Linked DNA regions of Homo sapiens: regions 2, 3, 4 and 5 are each linked to region 1. A link is a loop called in an ENCODE intact Hi-C map of the cell type or tissue named here. Cell type or tissue: gastrocnemius medialis. All regions are shown on one strand. Links, peaks and the distances in the headings refer to the core of each region. The heading gives the core; the rest is flanking DNA.

Region 1 (6,084 bases), core at 680-4,679:
ATAACAGAAAGTGGATTTTAAAAAGGTAATATCGGCCGGGCGCTGTGGCTCACGCCTGTAATCCCAGCACTTTGGGAGGCCGAGGTGGGAGGATCACCTGAGGTCAGGAGTTCAAGACCAGCCTGGCCAACATGGTGAAACCTCATCTCTACAAAAATACAAAAATTAGCCAGGCATGATGGCGGGTGCCTGTAATCCAAGCTACTCAAAGAGGCTGAGGCAGGAGAATCGCGTAAACCCAGGAGGCAGAGATTGCAGTGAGCCAAGATCGTGCCATTGCACTCCAGCCTGGGTGACAGAGTGAGACTGTCTCAAAAAACAAACAAACAAACAAAAACAATAAAAAGGTACTATCCCCCAAAATCTCTCTCTTCCATTCTGATATGTAAAATCCCCCAGAGGCTCACTCCTTGACTCCTTTTAAAATATACAAATTTGCTGAAGTACACTGAGTTTTATTCATAAATAAAGGAATTCATCACTTATTGAAGATCAAGTCTGAAAAGGCCAGGAAGGAGCACATATACACAGCTGCCGCCTGAAGCACTCCCAGAAGAGCAGGCGTGGAAGGGGCTTTTGCACAGGCAGTATTTCACTATCTGTACCTGTCTGAACATTTAGGGGTTGGGGGTGGGGAGGGACTTGAAAGGACAGGACAAATTCAAAATGTGCTTTCCAGAACACTTAGTGAAAAAAATAACAGCTATGTCAGGGTTTGCAGTCTGGAAATGAGTTTAATGTGCAAACAATATCTAGTGAATTTTATCTGGAAAAAAGAAAAGAAAAATCAATAAAAATATAAAACAGCAAGTTAAACTGAGTCCTTCCCAAGGTCATCCTGAGCTACTACAAGTAGAATGTAATGACTTTGGTTACCGACTCTCAACTCCTCTTCCTTCCTAAAAACCTGTCTAGAGATCATTTATTTCTAGACCTCCTCAACCTACTATCTCTCCAACCTCAAGTCTCACCCGTCAGAAGCCTTCCTTAGGCCTTGCTAAGGCCCTCCAGCTCACCTCCTTTACAGACCAGCTTCTAAGAGGAGTAGAGTAAACCCATGCCACCATACCCATTCACCTCCAAACAAGCAAGACCATTCTTGTTCCAGTTACCAATGACATTATAAGATTGTCCTATAGCCAGTGGACAATATTCAGTACCTATTAAATGTACTGCCTCAAAAGATCAGAGACATCCATCCTGGACACTCCCTCCTTGTATTCCTCCCTTCACTGCCTGCTGGGTCCCTCATTTTTCCTGCCTTTCCATCTACCTCTGGTAATTTCTCAGCCTTCTTCCCCTCTCAATAAAAGCTCTTCCCAGGAGATCTCATTCTCATCCACAACTTTTACCACCTATACTACCACCAATGATTTCCAGATCTCTACCTCAAACCCAAACAGCCCCCTGCCTGTTGGACATACCCACTTAAATACTTCATGTGTCCAAACCATTTCTTCTCAATCCTTCTTCTAGGCTGTATTTCAGTTAGTAGCACCTCCATTCATCAAGTTACTCAAGACACTCAGAAGTCATCCCAGATGTCCTCCTTGCCAATGCCCTTTTCTACCACCCAAGTTCTGGGTCCCATCATTTCTCACCAGCAGGAAGTACCTAATTAATCTCCTTCACCTGCAATCTGCCACCCTTCTATGCATCTTCTACCTTTCCTGTAGGGTAATCTTTCTAAAATGTAAACACAGTCATGCTATTCCCCTATTTAAAACTGTTCAATGATTTATTCTACCTTCAGGATAGAAATGGTGTAAACATTTAGCATGGCACAGGAAGGCACCTGGAACTAAGTTCTGCACACCTGCCTAATCTCTTCCAAAACCTCAGATATTCTGTTCCAGCCCCAAACTACTTAAAACAGCTCCAAAAGTCTCCATTCAAGACTCAATATCTGTATACAAGGTGCAGCTCTGCCTAGAATGCCTAGCTAGCCCCTACTTGTCTGTCGAGGCTCAAATGTCCCTTCCTCTATGCTTACATGGCACTCTGTGCATAACCTTTTCTATCAGAACATTCATTACCATACAGCCCATATGAAACAAAAATTAACATCACATCAATGCTACTCAATAACGTTCTTACTAATCTGGGACAAACCTCACGGTTTTTCACTGCCTCTTCCTCCTTTATTATATTAATCCTGGTATTTTGCCTACTTTTCTTTTTTTTATTAACTTCTTTTGTTTAATAAAGAAATAAACATATGCAGTCCTATGGAGCTAAAGAAAAGAAAAATTGCCAAGAGTTCTAAGATGGAGAGAGCAGAAGCAGAGAAAGAGTGGGTGCTCCCTCCCTGCTACGTAAGTGCTGAAGTCACTCAGCAAGTAGCTGCTGGAGGCCGTGATATTATGAAATACATATTTGGTCTTCATCCCTGTTTCCAGACACACAGCTCTTAAAACCCTTGGAATCTCTGGAGTGATAAATGCATCTTTCTTATTTCTCCAATAAGTTTATACTTTTTGGAATTAATAAAAACTATTTTTAAGTCTAATAGGAATTTGAGCCAGGTACAGTGACTCATGCCTGTAATCCCAGCATTCTGGGAGGCCAAGGACGAACGATTGCCTGTGCCCAGGAATTCAAGACCAGCCTGGGAAACATGGTGAGACCTCGTCTTGATTTTTTAAGAAAGAATTTGAGAAATTATGTTTCTAAAGAGGATGAAAATTGTGTGCCCTTGAGAAGCTTAACAATTCCAGGGCTTGTTTCCTTTTGTGCAGGCCCACACCAGGGTCACTGCAAAAAGAGCCAGCCTAGGTGCCAAGAGACATACCAGAGGTGAGGACCAGGGCCTGCAGATGGAAGACAGGAGCTCCAAGAGCAAGTCTCAGGCACCATATGCCTTACAATTTGTAAGAAATACGTAACACAAAATGATGAGAAATTTGGGTTCCACATACAAAAAGAACAAGAAAAATGGGATACTAATTCTCATATTATTAAATAGGTTAAGCACTGGAACTTTAAATTATTAATTAACATAAATTAGCCTTGTAGAAAGCTGTCTATAAAATGTTTCTAACTAAAGAATTAAGTAAAACAGCTTAATTCGTATTCAATGGGTAATTAAATATTAGTCATTTTACAATATTATAAATTCTAAGGCTATACATCATCCTAATTATTCCCTAAAAGATGTCTGTCGTAGTAAATTTTATCCAGGAAAGTATGCATCATCTCAAAGCACATGCCAGTCTGATATATGTGGTTTCTTTACATCTAGTATTTCTTCTACTTGGGAGCACTTAATAATCAAAGAGGGGGCCGGGTGCAGTGTGGCTCATGCCTGTAATCCCAGCACTTTGGGAGTCCAAGGCAGGTGGATCATTTAAGGTCAGGAGTTGGCGACCAGCCTGGCCAACATGGTGAAACCCCATCTCTACTAAAAATACAAAAATTGGCTCACGCCTGTAATCCCAGCACTTTGGGAGGCTGAGGCAGACAGATCACCTGAGGCCAGGAGTTTGAGACCAGCCTGACCAACATAGAGAAACCCCATCTCTACTAAAAATACAAAATTAGCTGGGCGTGGTGGTACATGACTGTAATCCCAGCTACTCAAGAGGCTGAGGCAGGAGAATCGCTTGAACCCAGGAAGTGGAAGTTGCAGTGAGCTGAGATCGCGCCATTGCACTCCAGCCTGGGCAACAAGAGTGAAACTCCATCTCAAAAAAACAAACGAACAAACAAACAAAAAAATTAGCCAGACATGGTGGTGCGTGCCTGTAATCCCAGCTACTGGGAAGGTGAGGCAGGGGAATTGCTTGAACCCTGGAGGCAGAGGTTGCAGTGAGCTGAGATCGTGCCACTGCATTCCAGCCTGGGCAACAAAGTGAGACTCTGTCTCAAAAAAAAGGAAAAAAAATGTTAATAATCATAGCAGGAACTCAATAAAATACACCTTTAGAAAGGTAGATTATGAATTTCAAAGATCTAAAGGAATAGCAAAATGACAGTTGTATATAAGCACAAATAAATGAAACAGGAACTGCGAATCCAACGAGCAATGGCTATTCCCAACAGCAAGAGGAAGAAATTATGACTCAGTATGTTATGCAACCAATAGGATCAGATACTATTTTCAGTTTCGTACCAGGAAATGAGCCAGGTATGACAAAGAAGATAATAATCCTTTGAAATGCTCCTAAAAATATAATTAAAGCAAACAATTAAACAGTTTGCTATTTTAAGAGGGAAAAAAGCAACTGTAAGGCAGGCCCCTGGTTCACTTCAGTAGTCTGTAGGACCTGCAGCCTACGATAATTAGACTCAAGGGACTATGAAAGTGGGGAAAATTAAAGTATCTACTTTCGATTCTCAGATAAATACAACACATAATGTAGGTTATTTGATGCTTCTAGAAAAATATGAACAATTTGATTATTAAAGGAAAATGTTAGTGTCAGACGCATGATTTTTTTTTTTGAAACGGAGTCTCTTGCTCTGTCGCCCAGGCTAGAGTGCAGTGGCGCAATCTCGGCTCACTGCAAGCTCCTCCTCCCGGGTTCACACCATTCTCCTGCCTCAGTCTCCCGAGTAGCTGGGACTACTGGTGCCCGCCACTACGCCCAGCTAATTTTTTGTGTTTTTAGTAGAGACAGGGTTTCACCGTGTTAGCCAGGATGGTCTCAATCTGACCTCGTGATCCACCCGCCTCGGCCTCCCAAAGTGCTGGGATTACAGGCGTAAGCCACTGCGCCCAGCCCCACAGGATTTTTAAATTTGGTTTTGCTTGAAGAATAGTGTTCCTACAGAAAGCAGTGAAATCAAGCATTTCAAGGGAAAGGCCCTATGTAGCATTATGCTGGAAGTCTGAATACTAAAATCTTTCAAGAAGAATAGAAATAAAATCTAAGTTAACTGAAAATTACAATAAATACCTAATTATCTTTCATTTTGGCTAAAACTTTACCTTCATCCTAATGTATATTCTCCCATTCCCATCACTGAGGTTTAAAAAAAATCACAATAACAAAACAAGCCCTGAGTGAGGCCTGCAGGCTGGCTGGGCTGTTGCTCCCTGGAGGCCCACACCAGGGTCATTGCTGCAAACATAATACCACAGGTGAGAGATGGGAGTTCAAAGTGAGAAGTCTCAGGCACCACAGACCTTAAAAGGAACACATATCCAAAAGCCAAAAGTAACAGTATTTAAATATGACACTTCGATTCTAGCACTAGGTTAAAATCTAAATGAAATGGAAAAATTCTACAAGTTGTTGTGAAGAAAAACTAACAGATGAAGAGCAGCAACATTCCTTACAGAAAGGGTCATTATACCAAGAACAAATTGCTGGAAGCTAGCATTCCCTCTCACATGCTTTTTTATACAAGCCTGTCATAGTAATTTCAGGCTGTATGGATTCACACAGAAAAGAGGACTAAATTTACTTTTTTACTAGGAAAAAAAGAGAAAAACTGCCTAGAAACAGCATAAAATAAGTAATCAATCCTCGATTTAGCTAAAACCAAAGGCATGTGGGCAACATGGAATAGGGTCCAACTCCTCCCTAATACTGCGAGTGATGCAGAGTAAGACCATGAGTGGCAACAGCATGAGGACAGCCTCACTGCAGTGCTGCAGATTTTATACTCAATGATGAAGGCAGAAAGTACCTTCCTTAACTCTTAACAGCACCTTGTACCTAAAGCTTATAGGAAATATATAACACAAAATGACAAGAAATTTGGGTTCCACATACAAAAAGAACAAGAAAAATGGGATACTAATATTCTCAAATCATTAAATAGGTTAAGCACTGGTACTTTAAATTATTAATTAACAAATTAGCATTGTAGAAAGCCGTCTACAAAATGTTTCTAACTAAAGAATTAAGTAAAACAGCTTAATGAAGTAAAAAAGCCAAAAAAACAAAGTACACTGGTTTCTTGAGCTTTCATAAGCAAGTACTGGTGGAGAGATATAATTTAAAACTTGTGCACCAAGTAACAGAGGTGTGAGTAAATCTAAAATTATAGTAGTCTCCACTTACGTGCAGTTTCACTTTTTGAGGTTTCAGTTACCCATGGTCAACTGCAGTTTGAAAATATTACATGGAAAAATTT
Region 2 (6,084 bases), core at 1,267-5,266, 200 kb before region 1:
CTGACCTCACTGGGCCTCCAATTACTCTTCTATAAAGTAGAAACAATAATACAGTTGGCCCTCCATATCTACAGGTTCCGCATCCATGAATTCAACCAACCTCAGATAGAAGATATTTGGGGGAAAAAAATAAATGATTGAGTCTGCACTGAACATGTACAGACTTTTTTTTTTGCCACTGTATGTAATGTATGTAAACAATACAGTACAACACACATTGCATTTACACTGTATTAGATGTCATAAGTAATCTAGAGATGATTTAACATATACAGGAGGCTATGCATAGGTCATATGCAAATATCACACCACTTTATATGAGATTTGAGCGTCCGTGGATTTTGGTATCTGCAGTGGGTACCAGAACCAGTCTCCCATGGATACTGAGAGATGACTGTACTTACCTTCTAAGGGAATTGGATTAAATGAGATTATCTATAGACAGCACTTAGAGAGCACCTGAGGGTACAGTAAGCATTCTATAAGTGTTTCTTTGAATTATTATGGTGCTTGCATCATTATTTCATACTCACTGTAGGGAGTTTCTCATCTGCCTCTCAAACTGTGTTCCACCTTATCTGTTCTGGTGGGTAGAAGGCAAAGCACCTGGCCCCGTTACAGTTATAGCTGAACCATGACCAATGAGTCTGAGCATTGGATGGCATGAACATCGGAGATCCTCTCCTGTGAATCTCAAGTGACCCTCCTTGCCCCTCCCCAACTCTCCCACTGCGGGATTTTCCCAGGACAGAATCTCAGAATGAGCTGGCTCTACAGGCACTCACAGATGCACCCTTACCTTGACCTGCAGGCCTGAAGCCGACCCAGCCCACAGGCAGCATTCCGAGCTGACACATCAAGAAGCTCCAGATGCCTCCCCGACCTTCACAAATGTGAAACAAGATGAAGGTGTTGACAGGGCTGGTCTGTAGAAATAGTATTTTGTTATTACTGAAATGTTAGAGTGTAAAATAGAATGTTCTGTTCCTCTCTAGCCACAATGTCCCATTGATTAGGGGTCCCCAGTCCCTGGACCATGAACCACTATCGGCCCATGGTTTGTTGGGGGCTGGGCCACACAGCAAGAGGTGAGTGGCGGGTGAGTGAGCATTACCGCATGAGCTCTGCCTCCTGTCAGATCAGTGGTGGCATTAGATTTTCATAGGAGCACAAACCCTACTGTGAACTGAGCATGAGCGGGATCTAGGTTGTGCACTCCTTATGAGAATCATCTAACTAATGCCTGATGATCTGAGGTGGAACAGTTTCATCCCAAAACCATTTCCCCTACCCCCATCCATGGAAAAACTGTTTTCCACAAAACCGGTCCCAGGCGCCAAAAAGGTTGGGGACCGCTGCTGTGGCACTGCCATTTCTCAAGCTACCTAGAAGCTAGTTTGAACAGTGTGTGTATTTAAAGTAAATTTCATTTGGGACATTTTATTACAGAAGCTTATTATCTCTTTTTAAAGGAATCTTTCTTCTCAGGATCTTAAGGCATCTTATATCCATTGAAAAGGCCTCCTGTACCATGACAGCTTCTTCAAAGGACACCCTAGATAATAGCACAGGAATCCCAGGGAGATGAAATACCCTGAGATCCACAGACTTCCCTGAGATGGGGAGTCCTGTTTCCTCCTCTACCAAGCTGCTAACCAGTGGCCAAGTCAGATTAAGCTGTATTTCCTCCCAACCCCCCCACCCCCAATCTGCAGTGGAGGAGGTTTTAAGCAGGCAGTGGTTAAATCCTGGAAGGAGAAATTAGAGGAAATGAAAAGACTCTCCCAACTTGGATGAGAAAGTGGTGGAGTGACAGGGTGGGCAAGACCCCAGCAAGCTGTCCGGGGCCAGGCCCATCCAGGAGTCCGGTGTGTTTCAGTGTCTGCCCAGGCCTCCTGTCTAGGAAGCTTTCCTGCCAGGTTCAGAAAATGAAGAACATAAACCACAGGACCCTATTTTATGGGTAGAAATAATGTCAATGAGGGCAAATGGAGAAGAGTGAGGCAACAGCCACATCCGTCCAGGAAGGATGCCTGGGACACAGGTGGTTCTGCCAAAGAGCCAGAAGGATGGAAGGAAATCTCAAAATTCAGATGAGAAGCCAGACAGTAGGAAAGCCAAAAAAGCACAATCTAATAATTTAGAAAATGAAAGAGGAGGAGGGCTGTTAAAGATATTCTCTGCTCCTTCGTAACATCTCAGCTCCTCTCTTCCTATGTAGAAATAAACGCTCACTGCAAAAGGCAATGATTTGCTTAGAAAAAATTCATTTAAAATGTCTTGCAATTATTGACACTGTCATCAGATCTTGGCAGTAGCAGCTTATTATTACCTCCTATGTATGTTTGCCGGGAGAAGAGTCTCATTGTTTAGGAGGGAGAAATAAAGCAAAAGTCCAAGGGTATTGTGCTTGAAATACATGCCTAGAGATATGGAGTTGATTGCCCCAGAAAAAAAAGGAAGCCTATGTGTATATTATTATTCACCTCGGTAGCCCGAATCCTCTATTTCTCTCTCTCTCTCTCTCTCTCTCTCTCTCTCTCTCTCTCTCATACAGTTGAGCTCAGCTGGGCAGCCATCCAAGTGATTCATATTAAATTCTAGCTATATTCAGCACAAAAGTCATCTAGCATCAGAGGATCAAAGTTACATCAACTAACAAGCACTGGGGGATTGATAAGCTGCTAAAATTAGGTCATTGCATAGCAGCAGCCTTTGATGGATGAAGTGAAATTTAGCCGCGGGTTTGCTATTTAAAGATCTGTTACAGCACCCTTTCCTGTAGCCACAATGAACACACAACAAAGTATCATGTGTCTGATTAAATGTTTAATCATCGCTGTTGAGCTTGCCGACTGTGGCAAAGATTCAGTTTCCTTAAGAGTGCATTCAGCTCTTGGGCCAAGCCAGTACCTGCATTTTAATTCCCACATCCAGAGCCTTACAACAGGGCCCATTTCTCCCTCCTCAGGATGAATTCTGTAAAGTTAGTTTAATCGTTTTTAAAAGCATTTGGTCACACAGTTCCACCTCTAAGTCCCTGTCAGTTCAGTGTTTCAAAACTCTTCGTCAGCGTCACACACACACACACACACACACACACACACACACACACACGGCTCCAGACTGCCCAGTGGATGCAGCAACTGGTCTGGTGAGCGCATTTCTGTTTCTTGCTCATTCCCTCAATTTCAGAATCACACACCTGTCCAAAATGGCTCACGTCTCTCTCTTCTTTGGGACTGTTTTTGTTTCCAGATGGGTTAAGGTGGGGATTTGACTTCATTTGGTTTAGGTTTTGGCTGTGGCTGAGGCCCCAGGCATGTGGCAGTCACCAGTTCTGATTTCATAACTCCCATGGCCAGGCCAGGAGCCACACAGGAAGCCGGAAGGGGCCTCGGGTCAGTGTGTCCTGTCCCAGCAGCACGGGGTGGGGGACTGTGTGCCCCCAGGTGTCCTATCCACCCCTCAGCTCCAAAGGGCATGTGGACATGCGTCAGGTCCCCTGAGGCCATCTACAAACACCAGATGGACTGTTGAGCTTCCCAGGCTCAGAACCTAAGAACCCGCAACTGGAAGGAAAAGGCAGCAGAAGATGAGAAAAACGGTCAGGGAGGAAAGAAAACACTTTAACCCAAACAAAGTTTAAAATAAAATAAAGAGTGGTGAACACTCAGCTGGGAGAGGAGAGGAGGCCTCTGTGGGCAAAGGGAAATGCTGCTGAGAGGCAGCTAAGCCTGAGTCTGGAAGACTGGAGGGAGGCAGCTCCAGGGTGAGCACCTGGAGTGCACAAGGCTCTGGAAGGGGAGGGCAAGGGGTATCACCCTCCCCAGAGCCCCAGGGAAGCCTGATTCATCAGTACACCCAGGAAGGGGCTGGCTGCAGCGATAGCCCCCTGCCCAGTTGTCCCAGATGAACCCTGGGCTTGGAAACAGTCCAGGGACACTGGCAGACTGAGAGCCACCGGAGAGGGTCACCCCGTCCCCCTCCTGCCTGTAGGGGCACACAGGTTTCCCACTAACCCTCAGTCCCAGTTGACCAATTACCAGATAAGAAGATTGGATCCTCCTATCCTTACAGACACAAGGACACAGGTGGGAATGGCTTTTCATATGCAAATTCCATGCCATTTGCTTCCTATTCCAGCCAAACAGTTGTGCAGAAGATAAAACGAATCAGGGAGTGCTCCAGGGAGTGCTCCCGGCTCTCAGGAGTACTGTAGGGAGTGGAGACAGGAAGGAAGCCATGACAGGGAAGGTGACAATATTGGCCCGGTGCTCTAGATGCAGTTCTGCAGGCGCTCACTGAAGAGACTGCTGGAGAAGGCAGGAGGATGTGCTCGCGGTTTCCTGTGATGTGGTGAGGGCAGGTGGAGCTTCAGCACCCAGAGGCTGGAGGGAGATCCTTAGGTGGCCCAGGTGACGCAGGAGCCTGGGCTTTCACTCAGATTCAGACCAGAGAGACAAAGTAGGAAACTTGATTTTAAACCTGGGAGTGGCTGAGTGCCTTGTTCTTGGCTATGTTTCAGTGTGATCTTACACATAGCTACCCAGCACATCTGTCTGTCTTCGTTTATGTTCCTTCAGAAGCCAACCCTAAAATAACATCCAAGGGCAGGCAGCAAATTTGGGAAGTTATCTCTGGGAGCACTGTAGGGAGTGGAGACAGGAAGAGAGACAGGACAGGGAAGGTGACAGTAAAACAGCTGCCCCATGGACAACTAGAGCCTAATCCCTCTTGGGAACTCCAGGTTCCAGTCCCATGAAGGAAGGTAGCTGGAGTGTGTGAGCCACTCCCATAGCCACTGGTGGAACACTGCTGGGTGCAGGTAGGGCATTACTTCTCTGGCATTCCAACCTGCTGAATCTTCAGGAAAATCAGGCTCTAATGGCCAGAAAAAGATGCTGGAGGGTGGCAGTTTACAGGCATGCACTTTCACAGTAGTAGGATGGGGCTAGGAGCTGAAGAGCATGTACACAGCACTTGCTACAACATCCAAGATTTTATTTTCAAGAGATGCTTTCTGAAAGCTTAGAGTTGAGCCCTATGTCATGGGAGATAGGAACAAAAAAACCTCATTAGAGTCACAAGTTGTTTTCAAGGTTAATTCAAAGGGTCACGTCTATTCATGTTCAAAATCCCAGCCATGTGTATCTTTACACACAGTAGATGCTCAGATCATCCACCTAGGTGATGAGATGTATCCCGGGCATGTGGGCACTTCAACCAGAGGCCTATCCTTGAGGCCAGTAAGTTACTGCACGTACATTACACCAGTATGATGCTGTCATTATTAATCACCTTCATCTATGTCATTTAAATTGTATCAGGATGGTGTTGTAGGTCATGTTGGCTGATTTTATTTTCCAAAGACAATGATGTTGGTATGAGCCATCCCACAAGCTCTCTGTATCGTGTGATGCTAACCTTCTCTCAAGAGGTGGGATCTATGTTCCCTCCTGTTATGAGCTGAATTGTATTCCCCCAAAATTCATATGTTGAAGCCCTAACCCCCAGTATCTCAGAATGTGACTGCCTTTGGAGACAGGGTCTCTAAAGAGATAAGTAAGGCTAAATATGGTCCTTAAGGTAGGCCCTAACCCAATATGACAGTGTCCTTATTACAAGAGGAGATTAGAACACAGACAGACACAGAGGGATGACCACATGAAGACACAGGGAGAAGACAGCATCCACAAGCCAAGGAGACAGGCTTCAGGAGAAACCAACCCTGTTGACACCTTTATCTCAGACTTCTACTCTCAAAACTGTAAGAAAATTAATTTCTGTTGTTTAAGCCATCCAGTCTATAGTACTTTGTCATGGCAGCCCTAGTACACTGCTGTACCTCTCCCTCGAGCCTGGGCAGAACTTTATAAGTATCTTAACTAACAGAATGCAGTGGGGATGATACTGTATAACTTCCAAAGCTAAATGGGGAGTTGTGGAAAAGCCATAGAGTTTACACCTGGTTTTCTGTCTCTCATGGATGCTTGCTGGAACCCCAGCTAGCTGACATCGAGTGACAGCACGGGGAAGAACTGAGGCCCCCAAGCCAACAGCCAGCTCCAATCACCAGACACA
Region 3 (6,084 bases), core at 828-4,827, 380 kb before region 1:
GTGTGAAATCTTCCTAGACAGAAGCCCGATATGGATTCTTCAGGACATGGGTTCTGTATAACCAAAGCACCCAGATATGTGAGGGTAGGACTTAGTGGCCAGATGACCTGAGCCTCCTACTGTGCCTTCCGTACCACCTGAGCCACAGTTACCGCATGTGCGTAGTTCACTGTGGGGGTATGAAACCAGCCATGTCACAGCCATCTGTGGCATGCACCTGTAATCCCAGCTATTCAGGAGGCTGAGGCAGGAGAATCGCTTGAACCCAAGAGGCAGAGGTTGCAGTCAGCCAAGATTGTGCCATTGCACTCCAGCCTGGGTGACAAAGCAACAGAGCGAGACTCCATCTCAAAAACAAACAAACAAACAAAAAGTCAGTGTTGATGACAGTTGATGACTGTCCTCCCTGCATAGGGTGCCCCTTCACTTGTAGCTATTTACCCTTCAGGAGTTGTGCTAGAAAGGCATGAGCTCTTTCTACCACGGAGGGCAGGCACTGCCCTGGGCCTGGAGTGTGGACTCCCACCTGGAACAGCCTCTGAGTGCCCAGCCCATGGTGACCCTGATTCTGGCAATGCCCTACAGTTACATGGCCCAGCCCAGGGGTCCCTGTGGATGGAGAGCCGTTTGCCACCCCCAGGTCCATCCTGGGAAGCCGGGGCTGTGTGAGTGTCCCTAGTACTTCAGCCTTGTTCTTATGTGATCTGCACGGAACCCGCTCCAGGCTTGCCATCACCCCCAGATGGCTGAGGACCACCTGTTCTCCTCAGCCAGGGCCAGGGCTGAGGTGAGAGAAGGGGACACTGGGGCGTAGCTTAAGGACACTCACTTGCCTCACCTGGCCTGGGCCTGCCATAGGGATCAACCCAGCCATGTGCTTTCTGCCCAGGAAGCCACACTGAGGAAAGAGACTGGAGGCAACCCAGCCTGGGTGCTCGTCCTTTGTTGCCCATACAATGGGCTTTCAGCTTCAGCCCTCTGTCGACCTCGCAGGGTGGGCTTAATGTGCTGTGCAGTAGGGTGAGACCCTCCGAGGCCGGAGTCTCTCCCCTGCCCCAAGACCATTTCAGCCTCTGCCGTGTTCTTGCATGGGTATTGTCAGTGGAAGAGAGAAAGCATTCCATGGTTGGTGACTTCTGGAAACCTCTGTGGACTTGCATTCCCTCCGTTGGAATGAAGCATCTTCAGGATGCACAGAATTTCGGCAGCACGGAAACCTGCTTGTGCTCATTTCTCCCGGCATGTCCTCCACGTCTTTGACTCCTCACAAGGCGGCTGTACAGGCACTTTCCCATGCCAGGCCTCACTGTTGGCCTGGCATGGGCTCCCACTCAGCCCGTGCTGTTCCAGCGAGTCCTTCCTGGGGCCTGAAACCTTAGCCCATGGCTCCTTCCCCACATAGTTTTCCCTCTTTCTATGGCTGACGACCTCTCCCTCGGGCCCCAGAACATGACGTCCCCACTACTTTGAGGCTGCCAAGCTCTCGGGAAACGGGTCGCTCTGTTCCTCTCTTGGGCCTCCCACAGCCCTGGAACAGTCTGGGTGCCCTGGGAGGGACCCAGCCAGCCTCTCCTTGCTGGCTGGACTGTGTCCAAGCATTGTGCTCCATGCATCCCCTCCTGGACAGCCTTGGCTGCCGTGCTCATCAGCGCTTCTACCAGGGCAGTAAAGGAGAAGGACAGCAGGCAGAGCTGCACTCTCTGCATTGGCCCCCAACTCCTAATGCCGGCATGAGTTGGCTTGGCCAAAATGAATTGTTTGGATGATTTTTCTGTATTTGAAGAGCCAAGGAAAAAGTTTCCATTTTGTGTCTGTGTGTGTGTCCGTATATACGTCTGCATGTATGTCTGCGTGTATGTCTGTATGTGTGTCTGTGTGTCTAAGTGTCCCTTTATGGGTCTGTGTGTGTATGTACATGTGTATGTCCATGTCTATGTGTATCTGCGTGTATCTGTGTGTCTGTATGTACATGTGTGTCTGTATGAGTCTGTGTGTCTGCATGTATCTGTGTCTGTGTGTCTATATATACATGTGTGTCTTATGAGTCTGTGTCTGCATGTATCTGTATCTGTGTGTCTGTGTGTCTTACATACATGTGTGTCTGTATGAGTCTGTGTATCTGTATGTATCTATGTGTCTGTATGCCCATGTGTATCTTATGAGTCTGTGTGTCTGCATGTGTCTGTGTGTCTGTGTGTCTGTATGTACATGTATGGCTGTATGAGTCTGTGTATCTATGTACCTGTGTGTCTGTGTGTCTGTATGTACATGTGTATCTGTATGAGTCTTTGTATCTGTATGTATCTGTGTGTCTGTTTATATGTACATGTGTGTCTGTATGAGTCTGTGTATCTGTGTGTATCTGGGTATCTGTGTGTCTGTGTGTACTTGTGTGTCTTATGAGTCTGTGTGTCTGCATGTATCTGTGTGTCTGTATGTACATGTGTGTCTTATGAGTCTGTGTGTCTGCATGTATCTGTATGTCTGTGTGTGTCTGCATGTGTTGTGTCTCAGCGCACAAACCCGCAGCACACAGAGCTGGCCCTGCCCATCCACTGACACAGGAAACCTGAGCCTCGAAAGCAGCCCATGGCGCACCTCAGTGCTGGTGCACTCACCCTCTTCAGCCTCCTGGTTCTTCCACGGAGCCCAGCTCTGGAGCAGCAGAGCTCAGGGACACTGTGTTCCTCCTGTCCTCACATGCTGCAGCCCACCACCTTGCCAAGCTGTGTCTGGGCACGTTTCTGGAACCTGGCTTGGCTCCAGCACTGGCCCTGCCAGCTCTGTGCAGACAAGCTCCCAGGAGACGCCCTGGGATTTCACAATGAGCCTCGTGTGCCCAGTCTACCCCTGCCCCCCAGCTGCTGTCCGCTGCACCTTCCTTTGGTTTCCAGACCAGGTCAAGACATGGGATGAGCCTGCTCAGAAGGGATGAGCCTGCTCAGAAGCCCTGGGCCACACACAAGCCCTGGCCAGCCACAGTCGGTGCCCTATGCTCAAAGAGCCACAGCGCTCTTGACCCAGCTCCACATTGCTGGCCGCAGGCACTTCATTTCTTGTAAATTAACCCTTCTTTCTCTCTGGAAACTTCAAAAACTTCTCTTTACCTTTGAAGTTCCAAAATAAATCTTTTTAAAATGCATTCTGCCATGCGTTGGTGGGCCCTTTTAAATAGGACTGGCTATCTGGTCTGCAGAACCTGGTGCTAAACTAAAATGTGGAAGTCCTGTTCAAAAAGCAAGAAAAAGGCATAACAATACTAAAATATACAGCTTTTTCCTCTCTTCCAGAGTCTCTTTCTTGATGTGCTGCATTTTTCATGTTATTTAATGTCATTCCAAGTTAAAATTTTAAAGTATTAGCATGAATTTTATCATTTGTGCAATGCTAGTTTTAAATGCAAATACAAAAGTGTTTAACTCACATGAGGAATCACTGAAATTATGGTTTGTGTTATGTGGCTCGAGCATGCATGTGTATTTCATTTCTACCATAACAGCGACAATGCTGCTGAAAAGTAGCTCAACTGTTTGTATTTTACTTCTTGCTACATGCACGTGCGCCAGCACCCTCTTATCTTCAGCTGACTAATGAGGGAGAAAGCACTGAAGGACAGGAACTCTGGGTTGCCCTGTCCTCATCTTTCCTCGTATGTCATCATTTTCAAAGTTCGTGGTTGTCGAATACTGGAAGTAGCCCAGGTAAGAAGGGATGGGATAGGATGCCTTCATTGTTCTGTTTCTTAGAAGGCCTTTGCCTTCTTTAGGCATTTGAAACAAGTTCTGGTTCCAACAGATCGTGTGTGGCTTTGTACGGCTTCCATATGCCCCTCCTTCTGTGGTAGAGCACGATTACCTTCTACTCGCCTTCAGTGTCGCTGAACTGCACCGGAATCCACTGGAATTCTGTATGCATGGGCCTTGGGAGCGTGAATGGAGCAGCAAGGAACGGGGACACATATATCACCTGTGTCTCTGCACATGCACACGGTTTGTGGCTCCGTCGGACTTCACTTACAAAACCCAAGTTCAAAGATCAAATTATGAAGCATTTCAAGATGGCAACAGATGAGAATCAGACAAGCATAGAGTCCTTCTGAGCTTAGAGCCTTACGTGACCACAAGGGCCACATATCCAGGAAGCTGGCCCTGCTTTTGAACTGGAAAAGTTCTGATCAATTTTCTTCTATCAGTTATTTAATTATTTTCCTCCCTCAAGTCTCTCTGTTCTCTCCTCCTGGAACTCCTAGTAAATACATAAAGAAACGTCTAGCTCCCGCTCGTGTCAATTGTCTCTTACTTGGATTTCTTTGTCCCCATGAATGACATTCTACAAGAACCCCTTGGTCTTTCAGTTCACTAATTTATTCTTCAATCACGTCTGTTTTGCTAGGTTTCATTAACAATCATCTTTTAAATTTCAAAGTTTTATAGTTCTTTTTTGTAACAGCCTCTTCTTGTTTCAAGGATAGTTTACATTCTCTAATCTTCTCAAACATGTTAAATATGATCACCTTTAAAACTTTAAACTGCTGTGTTTAGCTGTTTCCTTGAGCAGGGAGAGTTCCGTTTGTTGAAGTTGAATGCCACTGTTTCGTAGCATTCATTTTGCTGACATGTTTGACAGCTCTCATCTATCTGATTATCTTCCTCTTTGAGAATCCCTGACCAGTCATGTTTCTCCCTGCTCAAGTGAAATAAAGGCCTCAAATAGATCAGTGGTTTTCAACTCTTTTTAGCATAGATAAATGTTGTAAAATAAAATTTTATTTGTGGAAATACAGTGTGTAAATCCACAGTGGAAAGGCAATAATTGAGGCAGAGATGCCCTGCAACCCTAGAGGTGCCCGCTTGGACCCTTGGTGTTCCCTCTGCAGCCTCACCACACAGTGGGCCTTCTCTGTGATTGCTGGGCTGAGCGATCCTGGATCCTCACAGCCCATGTCTCAACAGTTAATGAACCAGGTGATCTGCACATGTATTTCAAGCTCCTGTATTATCCCTGATGAGGATATCTAGATTTGAACTTCTTTGAAATTCCTTCCTAAATATTTATTTTGTCATGTTTCTACATATGGAAGGGTCCTCATGGCAGATAGACTCACAGGGACTTACACACTACCACACTCTTTAATGGGAACAGACCTCCTATTACTGACTTCTTGACAAAGTCTTGAAAAAGAATGAAAATGAGGATGCAAGTCACCAGGGAAGGCAGAGGAATATTTCTTTTATTTAAGCGGACTTGCTGATTTCAAAAGAACCATTTCCAGAAAAGACTGGGCTAAGCTCCAATCTTGGCCTCCGTATATAATGCAAAAGTAGATGCTATAAACTAGTAAATTCATGGCATTCGATCATAAAAAAGAAGAAGAGATGCATTTTCTGTTAGACCCTGAGGCTGTACTTTCCCAACCGCTGTGTAGAGCAAACACCAGGTGGGGAGATGGCTTTGTGGACATGCAATCCAGTTTCTAATCCAGAAATAGGTCAGAGCACCAATGTGAAAATACCTGTTGTTTTTAAATAGGTCTGTGTGTCTCAGTGTGTGTGTGTGTGTGTGTGTGTGTGTGTGTGTGTTTTCCTTAAGGGCACTTGAGATGCCGCAAAGAAATGAGGAAGTGGAAGTTTTGAATTGGTTTTTCTTCTTTTGTCTAGGGATGATTTTTTTTTAAGAGTTTCTAAGAGGTAATTGAGTTTCTTCCTCAGGAACAGTCAGTTTTTCATGAATCAAATGTATCAGTAATAATTTTTTAAATGCTGGATTATAACTTTTGAAAGTTTGCAAGTTGGGAGCATATTTCCTTGGCTCTGCGACATTCCCTCCTCTTCCTGGGGTTCTCTCCTCCTAGGACCCTGGGACCAAGCACTGCCCTTCAGGTCTTTGATCTCTCTGATCTCATAAACTTTGCTCTCCTTGTCCTTTTGAATACCTTCTAGAAGAATCCCTGGATCCTCCTCGTCAAAAGTCCACATGCTCTTGGGGGTTACCATTGTTCCGGATAATCTGGAGTTTTCATGTTGAAAACAACCACCACCACACCAACACGTTTTTCTGTTGTCCTCTTGGCAACTTCAGAGCCCT
Region 4 (6,084 bases), core at 1,427-5,426, 110 kb before region 1:
AGCAGCAATAGAAAATGAATACAATTGTAGAAAAATTAGAATAGGTGCATGTACTATATTTATTACATGAAAATATGATTATATTGTGCTTACTGAACTGTAACCTGCTTTTTCAATATAACAGCACATAGTAAACTTTTTCCTATGATAATTATATGGACACCCCTACAACATGATTCTCAATTGCTGCATAGAGTGCATGAACTTTAATGCATTTATCCCATCTTTCCCATTGACGAAGGCTTCCCCTAACTCCAAGATTAACATTCTCTGTGTACATACTGGGTTATGGCAAATTCCTAGAATTTAAATTGTTTTGTCAAAACCTAGATACTTTCTTGTAATGTATGGCGCTTGACATATAGCAGAATTGACACATAACCCTTCCTGCATAGGACCAGGGGCTGCAGCCTGGGATCCTCCCTGACGCACCATCATTATCATCCCCATTCATTTCTTTGTACGGATCTCAGCATGATTGTATCTTCTGAGGCAGGTTCTTTTCCCACGCCTCTCTCCATTGCCAGGCACTTTCTCTCCAGAACCACATCACTGAGGCAGGTAGCAGTCCCCAGTCCCAGCACAGGTGGTAAGCTCTCTGGACCACAGCAAGCAGCCCAAGGATCAGCCTGCCCCGTCCATGCCAAGACAGTCATTATTTTAAGAGTTCAAAGACCATCAAAGCTTCATTGGCCTGTTCCATTTAATTTGTGAAGCATTATGTCCCTTTTTCCCCCTTTTTTCTTTTTTGAGACAAGGTCTCGCTGTGTCACCCAGACTGGAAGGCAATGGTGCCATCATATCTCACTGAAGTCTCAACCTCCTGGGTTCAAATGATCCTCCCGCCTCAACCTCCCAAGTAGCTAGGACTGCAGGCATGAGCCACCATGCCCAGTCACTGTGTATGTGCTTTTTATTCCTTTTAAAAATTTCATTTTCTCTAAAGATGATGCATTTAGGAACTGGACTTATTGATGGCATCTTTTAAAATTATTTTGAAATATTCAAAAATCTTTGATTCACTGATGTGCTTTTGGTCTGAAGAAGGGGCTGTGAGATTCATCCTGCTAGGTCAGAAAGACACATGGCATTTCCCCACTGTCTTCCTCAGTGTCACCCGCTGGAAGCAAGGGTGTCCAGACCACACTGCAGCTTCCTCGGGAACCTGGGGCTTTTCTTGGCAATATCTAGTGATGTCTGCCTTTAAAAAGAATATGCATGGGCATAGGTTGCGGGGCAGGGGTGGGGGCTTCAGTCCCAACTCAGCCCTTGAGAAACGTAATGAACATAATTCCCCCCACCCCCCAGCCCCTTTTACAAACAGGTCACATTAAGTTAATTTACCAGCTAACACAAGACCATTTGATGGCCGGGCAGTTTCCCATGGGACTGAAAAGGCAGGAGCTGCCAACACTTTCTCTAGGCCCCTCAGTGCCCCAGTGACATCTGCCCAGACCTCGCAGGCACCTCGGCCTTGTCCTTTTTGATGACTGCAGAGAGTTGGTGGTTCCTAGAGCCCAAGGTGGAGGTAACCCTCTGAGACACTGCCTGGCTCTGGAGCCCCTCCCAGCCCCTGGGCAGCTCTCTTCCTCCTTTCTGTCCTCAGATATGTCACCATCCCCAACCCAGGAGAAATCACTCTTCTCCACATTGTGTGTGTGTGTGTGTGTGTGTGTGTGTGTGTGTGTGTGTGTACGCGCGCATGCGTGCACATCTGTGCTTCCTGGGAGCATAGGAAGTAGGAACCAGGATTTGTTTCCATTCTTTTGAGACAGCATTCCCATGGAGGTTAAAATACAGTAAATGCTGAATGGAGAAAGTTTCTAATCCCCAGAATCGCAAATCCTATTGGTGGGCAAATTGTTTTAAAAGAGCTGTTTGGAGTTGAGGCGCACCTGCAAAATTAAACACACCAGGGTGAGAAAGGCTTTCTGGGGGCGGATCTGCAGGACTTGATTTTGCTGAGTTTAATGCCACTCATTTCACTTTCTGTTGGCCAGAGCCCGTTTCCCCTGCTTGAAGGCACAGAACCTTGCTGGGAGCCAGGCAAGCTCTCTGGACGGGATGGGCAGCCCCAGGGCCAGCCATCCCAAGTCTAGGGCTTGCTGGGGCCTAGACTTTTGACCTCCAAAGGGTACGGAGTCTGGGGACCACTCTGCACACCATCCTCCATCCAGAGAGAGGGGCCATTTCCATCCTCATTCGGTTTCCCATATTCAGGGGAACTCCTCTCCAAGAAGAAACAAGGGCTCAGTTCCATTTCTGACTTCTCTCTAGGTCAGCACGTGCGGTCACTTCACAGAAAAATGGTGTGGATGTGCCAGACTGGGGACAAAGGCCCTCTGTTGTCCCCATTACCTGTGGTTTCCTGCCACAAAGGCTACACCAAGTACCTTATAAAGAAGGGCTGAGCGCTTCATGGATTTACTCAAAACCCAGCGCTCTGGGCTACTATGACCCCAGCCACCAACAGGTGTTGAGACTCCCCTGAGGCCCCGCCAAAACTGGCTGGGGTTTCCTCTCCACCTCAGTGCCACCCCTGTCTCCAAGCCCATACTCCCAGGCATCTCTCAATCACTACCTCTACAAGACCCCAGGGTCTGGGTAATGGGGGCTGGCAGAGCCTGGACTCATTCCTGCAATGACGTCGGATACCAGCGGCACCCATTCCCTCTCCAAAGCTCATGTCCACAAGGGCAAACGATAGCATCCCCCTCCACCCCGGCAGTAAGCAGCAGCGAGTCTCACCAATTTGAGAGTCTCTAGAACAACAGATGGTAATTTGTTGACACAAAGATTTAAGGGGACTCAATTACAGTCCCACTGAAAAAGCTCTCTCTAAAATAAGAAAGTATACAGATTCCTCAGCTCGCAGAAATTGCTGACAGCTTTGTTTTCAACCCTCCAGGAGTAAAAAGAAGCTGACAACTTATTTTTGCAGGTTATGCTCATTCAAGTCTATTTTTAGATCTTGTTCCTAAATAAGTACACCAGAATAGCATTCAGTTTGAAAATCACCATCTGTTCAGAGCAATGAGCTTGGCCTCGCTGGGCTGGGTATACCTGGCCCATGGCAAGGTGGCAGTCCCCTTGTGGACTGAACCGAGGGGGCAGTTTCAGGTCTCCAAGTGGTGTTTGAAGAATGCACTAAAAACAGTCACAGGCAGTTGGCATTTTAAATGCCCATTAAACAACTATTAATATATTTTATTTATAAGCTGAGAACCACACAAAAAATGCCCTTGGCTTTTTAAAAAGAAGTTCAAATAATCCCTTGTATTTAAATAGATTTCTTATAAAAAGGCGATCCAGCCTAAGTTTGGTAGTTAAGATAAAAATTAACCTATGGAAAAGAAAGCCAGCTCAGAACGCTATAAAAAGGCCCCTTCCCCCCCCCCCTTTCTTCCGGTGTATGGTGGCCCTCCCCTCCCTCTGCAGCCACTTGGTAGTGACTCACGCTTTTCTTTGGAAATGCAGTTGCTGCGTGAAACACAACGTGAGAATGGGAATCTGACATATGAGTAACCCGGCCGAGAGGCACCTCTTGGAAATGACACTGGGCCTTGGCTAGAATTACGCACAGGCCCTGGGAGGGCTGCGGCTCGTAGGCCCGTAGGGGGCAGGGTGAGGGCGGAGGTCCTGGCGCCCCCAGGCCTGACCCGCCCGCACCGCTGGGCTATTTTTAGCGTCCACTAAACTTAGCCGACTCCACCCTCTTGAATAACCCACATCTTAAAATGCTATTTTTCTCCAACAGGTCAAAAGAATTCTGCGAGTTAGAGCGCAGATTAAGTTGCTAGCGACGGGCATTGAAGGTTTTAGAACCGAGAAAATGAGCCGGTGGCGGGGAGCGCGTCCTCAGCGGCCAGGCCCGGCACGGGGCTCGGGCACTCGGGGACACACGGTGGTCGTCGCTGTGTCTCAGCAGGACCCTGTGCGCTGGAGAGCTTGGGGCCGCGAGTCGCGCAGCAAGGAGGCTTCTGGCTTCTCTATTTTTAGCCTCTGAACGTTTTCCAAAATAATTACCAAAAGGAAATACACACGCACACATGGACCTAACACACAAAACGTCCTTCTGCGGGAAGCCAGCACTAGGAAAGAAAAAAAAAAAAATCCGAAGTGAAATTATGACACAGGGTTTTGTAACCCGCGGTGGCGCGCTTCTGAAACCCGAGCCCGGCAGCGGCTTCTTATCTGCACCGCGTTCCAGGAAGCAGCCGGCGTTTCGGCCGCGCAAGGGCAGCCGCCGCACGTAGGCAGCGTCCCCCAGCCCGGGACCCGCAGGAATGCGAGGGGCAAGACAGATCGCCGGAGGAGCAGGGGTCAGAAGTCAGTGTTTAACCACTCACTGGCTTTCGGTGAAGCCAGAATGTTAGCAGCGAGTCGCGGTCGGGGGCCTTGGGGTTGCACACGCTTGCTCCAAGCACCGAGGCTCAGCTGAGCACATGCACAACCCTCTCGATGCAGCGGAAAGTCGTGTGGCTTAGGGCCGCACCCCGAATTTCGCCGCACCCGCCGCTGTGCCATTTACAACCCCCCACCCCGCCACTGCTGTCACGTAGCAATCAAGAGTAAAGGTTATCACAAAGTCTGTTCTTCGAAGGAAAGAGTTGGAATCAAGGACTTCGGACGGGAGGAAGTTGGTAAGTTACCGCTTCCTCCCTCCTGTTTTCCTCTCCTTGTTTAACTTCTCACAAGAACATGTGGCAGCGCTGCAGGTTAACTCATCTTACATAACTTCGGGGCCGTGTCAACTGTTCAGAAGAAAGAAAAACAAGTATTCTCTTCTGTAGAAGTTGTATTTAGAAACAGGCTCTGTTGTTTAGGACAAGTTCACTTGTGTTGCCTGATCACTTGCAGCAGAAAATCTTAGAACTGCTCCTCAAGCAACAAAAAGTAGGGGCTCCCATTTCCATCTTTCTTTCTTTTCTTTTTCTTTCTCTCTCTCTCCTTCCCTCCCTCCCTCCTTCCTCTCTCTCTCTTTCTTTCTTTCTGATGGAGGCTTGCTCTGTCGCCCAGCTGCAGTGCAGTAGCACGATCTCAGCTCACTGCAACCTCCGCCTCCCGGGTTCAAGCGATTCCCCTGCCTTAGCCTCCCGAGTAGCTGGGACTACAGGTGCGCACCACCACGCCCAGCTAATTTTTTGTATGTTAGTAGAGATGGGGTTTCACTATGTTGGCCAGGATGGTCTCGATCTCCTAACTGCGTGATCCGCCTGCCTCGGCCTCCCAAAGTGCTGGGATTACAGGTGTGAGCCACTGTGCCCAGCCGGGCTCCCATTTTTCTGAATATGAACTTCAAAATAGTTTGAGGAGCCCAACATGAGAGTAACTGGACAATTGTCTTCCTCTGAGAAAACAAAATGACAAACAACCAACATGAATCAAATGATGACTTGGTATTTCATTAAACACAACTCTTACAGCACCAGGAAGACAGTAGCCCATTTTGTGCCAAGCGTATTTACTCAGTTGGTGGCAATAGGGGTTTGGAGAATCTTGCATTGTGGTTTGCTGGGGTCCACAAGCCACACATCGGGTGTCTGGCCATCCTGCATGTCCAAAGGTGAACAAAGAAATGCACTAATAACCTAGAGACACAGGGACAAGAACAAGCCCAGTAATACCCATGTAGCCGTCTGCTAGAATTGAAAGCCAGGTATGGTGGGCTTCTACCCCACCCCAATCACGACGTCCTAATGAGGGCTACCAACTACCAATTACCACACCTCCCCCCTGGCCTAGGGCCCTCATCCTCCCCAAACATCTCTGAGCAGAGTGGCAATTAAGAGCACCCTGCTCTGTGGCTGGGAGCCTGGGAGCTGCCAGGGGCCATATCCTCCTACCACAGGGGAAGCTGGATAGCAGAGGAGATGGGGAGATGGGAGAAGAAAGACTGAGTTCCCAGAGTCCTGAGACAGCAGTCCAGTGGCTCCCTGGCTGGGCACAGGGAGTCCCTTTTCCTGACTCGTTCAGTTCAAGCTGGGTCTGTTACTTGCCTCCAGAAGAGTTTTGATACAGGTGTTGGCACCTTCTCAATGCCCTGTCTCCATGGTTGACCCACTTCCCTGACAGTGCCTTGAG
Region 5 (6,084 bases), core at 1,029-5,028, 240 kb before region 1:
TTGTGAGTTCCCATTGACTCTGGGCTCTCTGTGCCAATTCTAGAGGGAGGATGGCAATGCTGGCACTTCTTCAGCCTGGTCACCGACTAACTATGCAAAATACAGCTAATAACAAACAGCCCCAAAGTCTCAGTGGCTTAACACAACAAAGCTTTATTTCTTGTTCTCTTACAAAGGATGTGAACAAGATGTCCAACAAAGGATGTTTATCAGCTTAAGCCTAGAAGATCCTAACAACTACACAGAGATTTATATCAAATGAGATTCATTGTAGCATTACTTATAACAGTATAATTTTAACAACACTCTAAATGTCAAAACATAAGAGATGACCAAATAAGTTATGACCCATGGTATAATACTATAATAAATATCTTACAAAAAATAGAAGTGATATGTTGAAGATATCTAGCAGCAATGGAGAAATTCTCACAATAAAATACTGAGGAAAAAAGGCAGAATATTAAACAATTCATACAGTAAAATCACATTATTTATTTATTTAAAACAATTGACTAAATGCAAAGGAAAAATAAAGCCCAAACACCTCAGCATTAGTAATGATCATGGTAGTGAAGCAACACAAGATTAGTGATCAAAAGGCTGAAGGTGGCTGTCAGGGAGTTTGTAAAATGAAGTATTGATGATGAGCTTGAATGATGCTATTTCATGTTAATATAGAAAAAAATAAGTAAAGACTATTTTCCCAAACCATGCAAGCAGCAAGTGGGAATGAGTCATGACTGGTTATGGGGAATTTTTTCATTGAGCAAGCATACCCACGACTTTCAAAATCGTAGCATGGGGCATTGGGCCAATGTGTTTGTTTATTTTCCTTTGTTTTCTCTGACAGCAACCCTAATCTCAGGTTACAGTTTGGCTGGCCATAGTTAAAGGGAAATAGAGATGAAGTGATGAAACATGCAGGGGGATTCAAAGAGCATTCTCGTGGCTTGCTAACCTTAAAATCAAGTGTTGAGGTGTGGATTATTAGATATGCCATATAACAGCACAGACAACTTGAACTTGCCATCCTCAGAGGTTTGAGAAATACGCCAAACCATCTGACTGCCCATAAACATTGTGTACTTAGGAAGGGTGTTGGCTTGCAGAAAAAAATAGGAATGTTTTGAAATTATCAGGGCCCATTCCAGGAAAAAACAGGGGAGTGGAGGATCACTGTGGTTTCAGAAATGGCCATCGGACTGATCAAAGAACTTTCACATCTCAGCAACAAATAGAGTTCCAACAAATCCAACTGTTTCTTCTCTGGGGAAGTCCTTCAGGCTAAGGACTTCCTTTCTCGTCTTTGTGGGTTTTTCCAGAGGCGATCACGTGAAAGTTCATGTCTCAGCACAGTTTGGGCTGGAATGACTCCCATATAGATGCTGATAAACCTTTTTCCAGAGGCTACAAATTCTGTTGTGTGACATCCACAGCTCCTGAATGTCACCAACTAGGAGGTTACTCAGATTCTCTTCCACTGCAGGAGTGACAATTGATAACTCACTGTGAGTGCAAAGTAATACTGCTAATTTTTAAGACAAGGATGACAATGTTTTATAGGATAACTCCCTGAGGATATTTGAGAGAGGAGTAAGCAAAAAGAATTGAGGAGTATAAGGAGCCAGTTGGAATCATTTTTTAGACTCAGGACATAGCAAATTAATCATTTGGAGCATCTGTCATTTGTTATTCATTTAGCAAATTTTTATGTAGCACCTACTGTGTGCATTGTTCTGGCCACTGGCAACAATGTGGATCCTACATCCATAAAAGCTACCATCTAACAGAGGATGTGGATATTTACAAACTAGAGTAATGAAAGAGGAAGTTATTGGGGGATCTGGGCAAGGAGGCAACCTTGAGCTGAACCCTTAAGGAGCAAGAGCAAAAAGCAACTCTAGAAGTCTGTGGACATGGGCTCAAACAGTCTGTCCCTGGTTCGTGGAAGAAGTTGATGGGTTGTGAACAGGTTACTTAGGAACTAGGAAGTCAATGTTAGAATATCGCTAAGATGGGCAATACTTCAGAGATTCCCCACAGAAGCTCAGAGGGAGTCTTAGGGGAAACCTCGCTCTGCCTCACGTTCATTAGCTAATTCTTCTAATCCACTCAGTTGAGTGGTGGTTTCTATCAAGTGTGTCAGTTTGGTCCTTTGGAAAGCAGACACCAAGACAGAGTTTGAAGTGCAAAAGATTTATTGGAAGTAACACCTAAGATATGCGGAGAGAAAGCAAGATATCCAGAGAAAGAAAACCTTCACACCATGGTGCAGGCTGACACCTCTAACAGGTGAGAGTGAAGGAAAAAAGATGGGGTAGGAGAGCCTCAGCTGGTGGTGCAGCCAAGAGAAAGTCTTCGCCAGGCCCACAGGAAGCTCCAGCACAGAGAGAACATAGAGAAGCCCTACAGTGGGCAGAGATGTCCAGGCCTTGTTGCCCTGTCATCTTCAGGCATTGGTTGAGGGCTGCCTAAGAAAAATACAGCCTCAGCTTAAATGCTGCAAGGGCTCCTGAAGGTGTCACAGCTGGAGGCTGTCAGCTACGTGTGCTCCTCACAGCCCAACAGCATGTCTTTCCTGAAGGAAGAGCCAAATGTCATTTATCCATGGCTGCAACACACAGCCACATGGCTTGGTAGCAGTAGAGGTGAGACTAGGCCATCACTTGCACAATTTCAGGGAGGAGCTAATTCAGGAAAACACATTGGAGATATTTTTACCTTTCGTCTATAGCTGTCTGCTTAGGAACAAAAGGAAAGGCAGTTTCTTGCATGACTCAGCTTTTAGCTTAATTTTTCCCTTTGACAGAGTAATTGGGGTCCCAAGTTTTTATTTTCCTTTCACACCTGCTTACAGAAACTTTGGGTTCCCTGAGTTCAGGCTTCCTCTCCTGCGGTCGATGCACATGCAGGCATCACCTGACCCTCTTCACATTGCCCTGGGGGATCTGGGGCTCAGGGAACCAGCACAAAAGTGCAGCTACCTTGGCTACTCTTACTGCTGTCAGTAAAAAACTGTCCTTTGTCTCTGACCCAGGAATCTCCTATCTTCTGCCAGCACCAGTGAAAATGATTGCTAGCTTGCAAGAAGGGTAAAATCTCAGAGCCTTCACGGTTCTTTCAAATTCAAACGTACTGGGAGAGAAAACATGCACGTATAAGAATACCAAGATGGAGAAGACGCAATAAGCTTCTCAGCAAGATAACCAGAGTATAAATGGGGTAGGAAAATTTCTGTCCCTAAGGAGACCAGGTTCCAAGAAGCGGGGGCCACCCCCACTGGACCTCTCTCCCTCTTCCAGGTTCAAGTCCCCACTTCCCAAGTCAGAGTGAGAGAAATAATAAGATGGGGGAAGCAATGACTGCCTTGACGACCTGGCTATAAATAGCCAATATTTATGTTAAATAATAAGAGTGAAAATAAATAGCTGTCACAGGATCTCATTTCTGGAGTTATTTATAGGCTTCATATGACAACCTAATGAGATGGATCACATTTTAATGCTGCGAAGCTTTTGGTCATAAGATAGTCTATCACAAAGGTCAACATTTCCCTGGAGGGAATCTGGCACCTCAGGAACCAGCAGAGCACGGGTGGTTCTTAATAAGCACTTCTGGGTGCTCTTACGGAGCCCAATTTCCAAAACATCAGTGGAAGATGAACCAAGGAACGCATCCGGCACCCCCACTTAGCAGCAGCCGCTACCCAGTGGCCCTGCCATGGGATATCAGTTCTCCATGCTGATACAGGGCAGTCCCTGTGGGCGGTGCAGCCCACAGATCCTCCACAGTATCACTCTAGCAGGTTCTAGGGTGATTTTTTTCACACTTGGTTTTTAGCATTGGTGTGCCAAGGATTCCATCATGAAGTTCCAATCGGGAAGTGCTGAAGCCAGCAGTCCTTCCTCGCAGACACGCTCCTCCCCGCAGCATCTCCCACAGCACTGACTGCTCTTCCGCTGGCCTATCTGCTGGAGGCACGGGTCCCTCAGTCTAATCCTTCCAAATTGCTTTTCTATTCCCTAAAATGGGCCCTGGGGTGGAGGGGTAAAGTAAGGGTCTACACTGAAAAGGCCTCTTCTTGCAGTTGTGTGGAGGAAGGACCGCCTTCGGAAGAGGCTAGGAATCTTAGTAACCAGTACTTGGCCCCCAAAAGCAGAAAAGCAAGTAACAACAACATTTGCCTAACTCTTAATAATGTATCATGTTTTTCATAGGCTTGCCTTTTAACAAATATCATGTATTTTAGACACTTGTTAATTAATTTTTTAAATTGTTAGATAATTGTAGATTCACATGCAGTTACTTTTACCCAGTTTTCCCAGTGGTAACATCTTGGCAAAACTAGAATACGATTTCACCGCCAGGTATTGACATTGATGCAACCCATGTGTCATGTTCAGATTGCCCAGTTATATATGCACAAGGACTCATCTGTGTGTATGTGTTTGTGTGTGTGTGTTCGTGTGTGTGTGTGTGTTTAGTTCTATACGATCTTCTCACATATACATTGGTGTATTCACCCCCACAGTCAAGATACCAAACATACTGAACATTTTCATCACCCAAAGGATCCCTCCTGCTGTCCTTTCATGGCCACATCCACCACTGCCCTCCCCGACAATTAACTTAGTAATATTTTATTTTAGGAATAATAAAGTATTGGTGAGCTGTAAACTGGTACAGCCACTCCGAAAAACAGTTTAGTCATTTCTCATAAAACTAAATATGCAACGCCCGTACAGTTGTGTTCTTGAGCATTTATCCCGGAGAAATGAAAACTTACATTCACACAAAAACTTGCACCATGAATGTTCATGGCAGCTTTATTTGTAGTAGTCAAAAATGTGTAATCGTCAACCCAGATGTCCTTCAGCTCACAGGTGAATGGTTAAACACTGTGTGCACACCCAGACTGTGGAACACCACTCAGCCATTAGACGGAATGGACTGTTGATACATAAAACTTGGATGAATCTCCAGAGAATTATGCTGAGTGAAAAAAGCCAATCCCAAAAGGTTCCACACTGTATGATGCCATTTACACATCATTCTTGAAGTGACAATATTTTGGAAATGGACAGACTGCTTTCAAGTGCTCCTTATCACGGCCTTGGGGCAGGAGGCAGCATTTGCTGGTATGGTGATCAGTAGTGAACCCATAATGAAGGCTGGGTCAACAAAAGCATTGCATTTGCCCCCTTAGCCTGTTTCCTCCCCATCACTCATTTGTATCTGCCCTGGGTAAAACACTCAATGGCACACAAAGAAATCTGAGATCCAGCCACGGCAGTTAGTATTACATGATGAACCTGGGTCACACATGATGTAACTGGGATTATCTTTCCAGAACCCTCTTCCATGTAGAGAGTTGGCCAAAAGAGGGGTTCTGCCTGAGATTTGCAAAATGGAAGTGAAGCAGCAGCTTGTACCCTGAAGGTTGTCATGGCCTCTACAGTGACAAGCAAACACAGAGCTGCCCTCCCTCCTCTGGGCCTGACCCTTCCCACTGACCACAAGAGGCCCCAGGCCCAGCAGCAGACATTGAGCCTGGACTTTATGCTAGAGGTGGTGGCAGTCCATAGACCCCACCTACTCCCCTTTGTGCCCCATGGCCCATGCTCTGACTTGCCTTTCTTGCCACAGGCCAGGGATTCAGGAAGGCTGGTTGATGCCTTTTCTCAGATTCTCCAACACCCCTTGTACTTTTCTGCCCAGCTCCCCCATGGTCCTGCAGGGTCTAACCACTGGAAAGAATCCCTCATCTGCACCATGCATCTTGCTTCTGCTCTCCTGCTGGGACCCTGCCCTGCAAAGCTCACCAGGAAGATAGCTCCCCACAACAGCCAGCAGTCCACAGAACCATGGCGGGACAGGAGGCATGAACTCCAGGAATCACCAGGGCTGACCTTCTGGCAGAGAGGAGACAAGTTCCGATTGGAAGTGAGGAGGAGTTCTGAGTAGGGGCAAGGAGGGAATAACATACAGGGTTTGAGACTATTTTATTCACCCGTTCACTCAGCAGACTTTCCTGGGACCTGCTGTGTCCCTGCTCACACCAAGTCCTCACCCTCTGGTGGG

What was found. Hi-C counts contacts between places; a loop is a spot of excess contacts. Peaks named below come from ENCODE experiments on the same cell type or tissue, not always from the same donor. Only the 100,000 strongest peaks of a DNase experiment are listed, where the experiment ranks them.
Region 2: it touches region 1 in a loop (6-fold over the local background); 4 of 110 quality-filtered maps call a loop at or near these places.
Region 3: it touches region 1 in a loop (3-fold over the local background); 3 of 110 quality-filtered maps call a loop at or near these places.
Region 4: it touches region 1 in a loop (2.4-fold over the local background); 16 of 110 quality-filtered maps call a loop at or near these places.
Region 5: it touches region 1 in a loop (2.3-fold over the local background); 2 of 110 quality-filtered maps call a loop at or near these places.

Annotation. Positions count from the first base shown.
Region 1 is chr9:91,298,904-91,304,987 of GRCh38, forward strand. All of the region lies in intron 4 of AUH (AU RNA binding methylglutaconyl-CoA hydratase), which reads right to left. Among named protein-coding and RNA genes, the nearest start is that of AUH, 60 kb to the right of the region's middle. In gastrocnemius medialis, for the core only: no CTCF peak of the experiment used is centred there; DNase peaks (open chromatin) are centred at 2,338 and 4,499; H3K4me3 peaks cover 361 bases; H3K27ac peaks cover 4,000 bases.
Region 2 is chr9:91,097,623-91,103,706 of GRCh38, forward strand. LINC02937 (long intergenic non-protein coding RNA 2937) reads right to left here. Exons shown (of 6, transcript NR_184105.1): 4 at 4,047-5,044; 5 at 800-926. Among named protein-coding and RNA genes, the nearest start is that of LINC00484, 18 kb to the right of the region's middle. In gastrocnemius medialis, for the core only: no CTCF peak of the experiment used is centred there; DNase peaks (open chromatin) are centred at 2,699, 3,429, 4,339, 4,767 and 1 weaker place; H3K27ac peaks cover 3,708 bases.
Region 3 is chr9:90,918,584-90,924,667 of GRCh38, forward strand. No RefSeq gene overlaps it. Among named protein-coding and RNA genes, the nearest start is that of LINC02957, 75 kb to the right of the region's middle. RefSeq lists a silencer at 2,751-2,913 and an enhancer at 5,602-5,651. In gastrocnemius medialis, for the core only: no CTCF peak of the experiment used is centred there; DNase peaks (open chromatin) are centred at 1,438 and 2,718; H3K4me3 peaks cover 883 bases; H3K27ac peaks cover 2,679 bases.
Region 4 is chr9:91,189,621-91,195,704 of GRCh38, forward strand. LOC124902208 (a long non-coding RNA gene) reads left to right here and starts at 3,402. Exons shown (of 2, transcript XR_007061660.1): 1 at 3,402-3,496; 2 at 3,758-6,084. RefSeq lists enhancers at 2,211-2,380, 3,347-3,641, 4,060-4,319, 4,223-5,090, 6,047-6,084. In gastrocnemius medialis, for the core only: CTCF peaks have their summits at 3,651 (motif pointing right) and 3,851; DNase peaks (open chromatin) are centred at 2,600, 3,045, 3,521, 4,171 and 1 weaker place; H3K4me3 peaks cover 2,490 bases; H3K27ac peaks cover 4,000 bases.
Region 5 is chr9:91,059,849-91,065,932 of GRCh38, forward strand. It overlaps LOC100129316 (a long non-coding RNA gene), which reads right to left. Exons shown (of 4, transcript NR_033912.1): 4 at 3,446-6,084. Among named protein-coding and RNA genes, the nearest start is that of LINC00484, 56 kb to the right of the region's middle. In gastrocnemius medialis, for the core only: no CTCF peak of the experiment used is centred there; DNase peaks (open chromatin) are centred at 1,063 and 2,593; H3K27ac peaks cover 3,210 bases.